Linked DNA regions of Homo sapiens: region 1 is linked to region 2. The links are chromatin contacts, found by Hi-C or POLR2A ChIA-PET in ENCODE. All regions are on one chromosome and are shown on one strand. The core of a region is the stretch at or near the end of the contact, and the rest is flanking DNA. Distances in the headings are between cores, read along the strand shown. Region 1 holds the start of SMAD3 (SMAD family member 3). Region 2 overlaps MAP2K5 (mitogen-activated protein kinase kinase 5).

Region 1 (2,728 bases), core at 130-2,629, 700 kb before region 2:
AGGCGGGTATTTAGGAAGAGAGGAGGGTGAGGAGCACAGCGCACTTCTGCAGCAGCAGCTGCGGATTGGCTTGTGGGAGGCGGTTCTCCGGAGCAAGGCAAGGGCCCCTGCCGCTTCTGGGCTGACTGTGGATTCCGCCACACCTCACAGGGCTTTGTAACTCCCCACCCACTTGAGGGTTCCAGATAACTTTTTTTTTTTAACAAAGCAGGGGTGGGGGTGGGAGATTCCTGCTGTTAAAAACAAACAAAGGGCTTAGACACCGGCTAGTCGGCTGCGGGAGGCAGCAAGAGAAAGGCCGAGGGGCCTGGAGTAGCTCCTGAAAACCGCCGAGGGCCCTGCGGGCAGACGCCCCTGAATTCTTTTGGTGGGGAGAAAAGCCGCGGAGCTCCCCAATGTGCCAATTGGTTTGTTGTTGTTTTGCTTTTTTTGAATACACAAACTCTCCGAAAACTCCTGTCTTGCCCCACTTTTTTGTGAGTTCATTGCTTTGGAAACAAAACTCTCTTCCATTTATTGGCAATTATCAAATTTCCGATCCTTCTCTATCAGGAGATCCAGCAACAAACACCCTGTTATGTAAATTTCTTTCAAAGATAAATTCGAAAGCCCCTCCATTCATTCCTTCAAGAACTCAACAGATGTCCTTGAGGCTCATTTTCTGCCGGGCACTCGGTTCACAAGGCTCAAGAGACCCCTGGCTCCAGCCATTGTCCAGGTTGTCACTGGTGTCCCCAGCTCTCCACTTCTGAGGACCCACTTCTCACCCCCTCCTCCTCCGCACACGTTCCCGAGGCTCTCGGCCGGTGTGATCTCACCGACTAGAGAATAAAAACAGCCCAGGGGCGCCGGCGCCGGCCAAGGGCCTTGACGGGGATCAGCAAGCGCGAGGCCAAGTGCGGGCCCCAACTTCCTGGGCCCGGGCCTTCCGCGCGCCCCCTCTCGGGCTCGGGTCCTCTCCAGGGTGCACTCGCGTCCGGACGACGCTTACTTGCTGCGAGTCCAACCCTCTCCGGCCCGCAACTCCAACCGAGCCGCCCGAGTGTGGACTCCGAGAGCGGACGCCACGGGCCGCGCTCAGCCCTCCCGCCCGAGGCCCCTCTCGCCGTGTTTCCCAGGACTTCCTCCCCGCGCCCGCCCGACTTCAGGTCGGGGCCGCGCAGGGTCCCGCGCGCTCCAGCCAGGACTGCCGCCGCCCGGGTCGCCCACGTGGGCGTGCTGGGCGCGGGGTGGTGGCCGGCCGGGCGCCCTCCCCGGAGCAGGGGGCGGGCAGGGCGCCCGCGGGAGGAGGTGGCGGGGCGCGGGGGAGGAGGCGGGGAGCCCCGGCGGCGAGGGGGCGGTGACAGCACTTGGAAAGGAGGCTGCACGCGGATTTGCATGAAACACAGACTGGGAGCGGGCGGGAGCGGGAGCGCGGCGCACGCCCCGGGCCGGCCCAGCCAGCGAGCGAGCGAGCGGCGAGCCGGGAGGAGGAGGGTGGCGGGGCGGTGAGGCCGCAGAGGCGGAGGGATCTGCGCATCAAAGCTAGCGAGGCGAGCGAAGTTTGGCCGGGGGTTGGACTTTCCTTCCCGGAGGCGGCACCCAAACAGCTACCCCGTGCGGAAACCCAAACTTCTGCTGCCACTTGGAGTCTCGCGGCCGCCGCCTCCGCCCCGCGTTCGGGGCCTTCCCGACCCTGCACTGCTGCCGTCCGCCCGCCCGGCCGCTCTTCTCTTCGCCGTGGGAGCCGCTCCGGGCGCAGGGCCGCGCGCCGAGCCCCGCAGGCTGCAGCGCCGCGGCCCGGCCCGGCGCCCCGGCAACTTCGCCGAGAGTTGAGGCGAAGTTTGGGCGACCGCGGCAGGCCCCGGCCGAGCTCCCCTCTGCGCCCCCGGCGTCCCGTCGAGCCCAGCCCCGCCGGGGGCGCTCCTCGCCGCCCGCGCGCCCTCCCCAGCCATGTCGTCCATCCTGCCTTTCACTCCCCCGATCGTGAAGCGCCTGCTGGGCTGGAAGAAGGGCGAGCAGAACGGGCAGGAGGAGAAATGGTGCGAGAAGGCGGTCAAGAGCCTGGTCAAGAAACTCAAGAAGACGGGGCAGCTGGACGAGCTGGAGAAGGCCATCACCACGCAGAACGTCAACACCAAGTGCATCACCATCCCCAGGTGGGGGCCCGCCCGGGGGGGACCCGGGGTCACGCCGGCCCAGCCCCCTGGCACTGCGGGGCCGACCCAGTGGGGCTGGAGATGGGAAGAGGGAGAGAGAGGGAGGGAGTGAGACTGTGTGGGTGCGTGTGTGTGAGAGTGGGAGAGCGCGGGCAGGAAGGGGGTGGGGGGACCCCAAACAAAACCATCTCTGATTTGCAAAGATCAGAGCCCGAGGCTTCCACGCGGCACTCTGGCTTCCACACCTCACATTCCCTTTCCACCTCCGGGAGGGGAGAGCGGGTTGCTGCGGGACTCGGCCGCCCCCACTCCGGGGAGCTGGGGCTGGAAGTTGAGGCCCGCTTTGTTCGGCTCCGCGGGCCGGAGCCCCTCCTCCGCCGCCGCCTCCCGCCCCCGCGGCCCGCGCTCGTGGAGGTGGTGGTGTCTTTGCGTTTCTTTTCTTCAGTCGGGTCTCCCCACTTTCCTCTACAGGAATGCGGTCCGTACAGCTGGGGCTGTGGGTGAGGAGCGGGAGCCTAGTGATTGACAGATTCCTTCTTCGTTCTTTCTTTGCCTTCGGGATTAGCATTTTTATCGAGTATTTTTAGACT
Region 2 (2,751 bases), core at 219-2,718:
AGGCCAGGATTCCTTTAGTAATTACTTTTTCTATTGGTAATAACTGTTTCTTTAGAAATGACATTAACATTCTACCAAAACACAGCAGTAATCCAAAAGTTAATGTTCTGTTCACTTATAATTATATTTAATTCATATTTATGAGTTGTCAGAAGGGAGGAGTAAGAAAGAAGTGAATACAAAATGTTACAGAAGAAACAAGTTATAAGAAAATTTTTTCCTCATAGTCTGAAGGATGTACAAAGTCACTTGAAGTAAAAAAAAGTTTTTTTAAACACACAATTATATAAAATTAGATTTTATTAACTATTGCTGAAAAAAATCTATATTTTTATTATTTCCAAGTGGCACTGAGTGAATTCAGCCAATAGACCTTATCCATTTCTTCTTTTTTACTAACCAAAATATTAACATAAACATCCCCATAATTTTGATTTAGTAAGTCAATTAGATTTGTGGGGATTTTTTAACCAGGAAAAATTCTGCATCTTTAGGCAGTCATTGAACAAGTAGCTTTGTGTTATTTCCTTTGAATTGTCCATGAAGCCTGATGTATTATTAATGAATTAATTTCTTGGTGGTGGAGGCCTGTGAATAGCGGTCTGTGAATGGGCAGTTGCCTGGTGGGGCCAGTTTTGGCTGCTGTCATTTAACATGTGTTGCTGTATTGTGAAGTCTTACCCAGCCATAGGACAATGCTCATTTAATCCACCATGATGGGACCTACACACCCTGAGCCCAAGTTGGATGCCAGGGTCAGTTACCCAGCAGCTTGGGCTGGGGGCACTGCTCTGCTTCACTGCCGAGTTGCTGTAATCGTTTTGCCGGCTGTTAATTTTCTCTAAACCAGGGAAAATGTGTATGTGAGCAGTACAAATGTTCTCAAAAGAGATTCCAAACTGGTCGGCTGGGGTGTTGCCTCCATTCCAGAATGGAGGCAGCATTCCAGGGAGTGTAAGTTCCTTCCTTCCTCCTGGAAATGGAAGCGTCTGGGCCCACGAGATCCCTGATGTTTTGAGGTCCAGAGTAGCAGATGGCATTATGATTTTCCAAATCCTGATGAACATTCTAACTGAACTTGTTCATTTCACAGTATGTGGTTCTATTTTTTCATTTCCTCTTCTTCCCTCCCTCCCTCTTTCCCTTTGTTCCCCTCATAGTAACTAGTTTTAAACTGGTGTAGTGTCTCCTTAAACCAGCTTTAAATTCCCTTCTGTCTGTCTATTTTATGAAACCAACTATAGCACAGTTTCACGTATAATTCTCAGCCTTTGAATTGCAGCTGAAGCAGCCTTTGAATTTGTTTAAAAATGTGTAAGCAAATAAAGCCAACACTCATACACGCAGCCACTGGTAGTTCTGTTTCCCCCCTTATCTGTAGCTGGCAGTGCAGGTGGCAAATGGCAGTAATTATTTTAACTAACAGTCGAGTGAACATTCAGGAGGACATACAGTGTGGTGATGTGGACTTTGGATTTACAGTGAGTTCTCAGAGTCTGACTTGATAGTGTTATGGCTTGTTGGTTTTTCAGGACACGGACCTGCCAGGTTCCTGTACTTCAACAGTGTGTGGATGTGGTTCAGATGTTTCAATCTTAACTCTTTATCTATGAAAAGATCAATTTTTTTTCATTTAGGCACCTATTAAGGGTTTTTTTCTCTCCTAGATTTTTCTGTTTTGTTTTTAATATAATTTATGATCTACCTTTAAGAGTGCTTTTAATCAGCACTTCTGTAGAACCAGCTGAAATGCCAGTGTGTATATTAACATTATAATTTAGGTACTGGATCAAACATGTATAGCTGGACTTTTCCTGAGGAAAAAAGTTGACCTGACCAGTGTATGAAATTCAAACACTGTATAGGAACAAGGTAAAAGCACAGGTAGGAATTGCTGAATAATTACCTTTAGACCAGCCTGAGCAGGAGACTTCCCACGAGGGTGAGCTCATTTAATGGTTCCTAAAACTCAATCTTGTGGATGTCAGTGGTCATGCTTGATTATTTGCAGCAGTGTTTTATGAAAAGCAGTAGAAATGCATTGGGAGGCTGCAGAGAAAGAGGACAATAACGGGTTTTACTTTTGTAAATGAAATCCCTTCGGTATGAGACAAGTATGTTTTTTGCTGCTCTGCCTAAGCCACTGAAAAGGGAGATGTATGTGGATGTTAGTGTGTGAGTATGTGTGTACTGTTCATGTAGGCACATCTAAAAACTGCTGTGCACTATGGCTGATGACCAACAAGAGACCTAAAATAAAAAGAGAAAAAAGATGCTCATTGGCTTTGGAAAGGAAGCAATTATAAATACAGTTTAAAAGATTAACCTATTTTCCATTTCTCCACTCACCTATTTTCAAGAAATGTAATAAAACACCAAGCTCTTTACCATATGTTTACAACATTTCTAAGTAAATATAAGTCTTTTAAATGACAGACAAAAAAAAAAAAAAAAACAAGCAGACTAAATGAAGAATCCATTTTGACATTAATGACAAAGATCATTTCTATTCTCTTTTATCCCAATACTGAAGAACTTCCAAAACACTTTTAGGAGAAAAAGAAAATAGGAAAAAAAATCTCTATAATCTCAAACTTCAGTTACCCAGAGACAGATTCCTTTAGACCTGTTTGTTTATATTTTGTTTTTTATAAGCCATCTGGTAGTGATGTTCACTTGGCTAACAGCTGGTTCTCCTTGATTAAAGGGTTTATGGGTAGGATGGGCCTTTCAGTGGCAAAAATTCAGGCC

What was found. Hi-C counts contacts between places; a loop is a spot of excess contacts on that map. ChIA-PET counts read pairs that join two places held with the same protein, here RNA polymerase II (POLR2A). Pooled maps may share reads with other maps.
Region 1: a loop to region 2 is called in a pooled map, with 8 times the contacts of the local background. The contact joins the promoter of SMAD3 here to the enhancer-like site in region 2. A Hi-C loop is called at or near these places in 1 of 37 single-sample maps with no recorded cell type and 4 of 50 pooled maps. POLR2A ChIA-PET finds 5 or more read pairs at or near these places in 1 of 52 experiments (SK-N-SH).

What each region holds. Positions count from the first base shown.
Region 1 is chr15:67,064,223-67,066,950 of GRCh38, forward strand. SMAD3 (SMAD family member 3) reads left to right here and starts at 1,380. Exons shown (of 9, transcript NM_005902.4): 1 at 1,380-2,138. The coding sequence starts at 1,933. RefSeq lists enhancers at 1-398, 1,938-2,706 and silencers at 1,157-1,646, 1,817-1,976, 2,127-2,176, 2,427-2,486, 2,507-2,596.
Region 2 is chr15:67,760,128-67,762,878 of GRCh38, forward strand. The region is part of intron 19 of MAP2K5 (mitogen-activated protein kinase kinase 5); the gene reads left to right. Among named protein-coding and RNA genes, the nearest start is that of SKOR1, 64 kb to the right of the region's middle. RefSeq lists a silencer at 2,730-2,751. Within about 2 kb of position 1,469, at least 2 of the 41 ENCODE cell types and tissues checked have a DNase peak (open chromatin) inside an H3K27ac peak, as active enhancers do.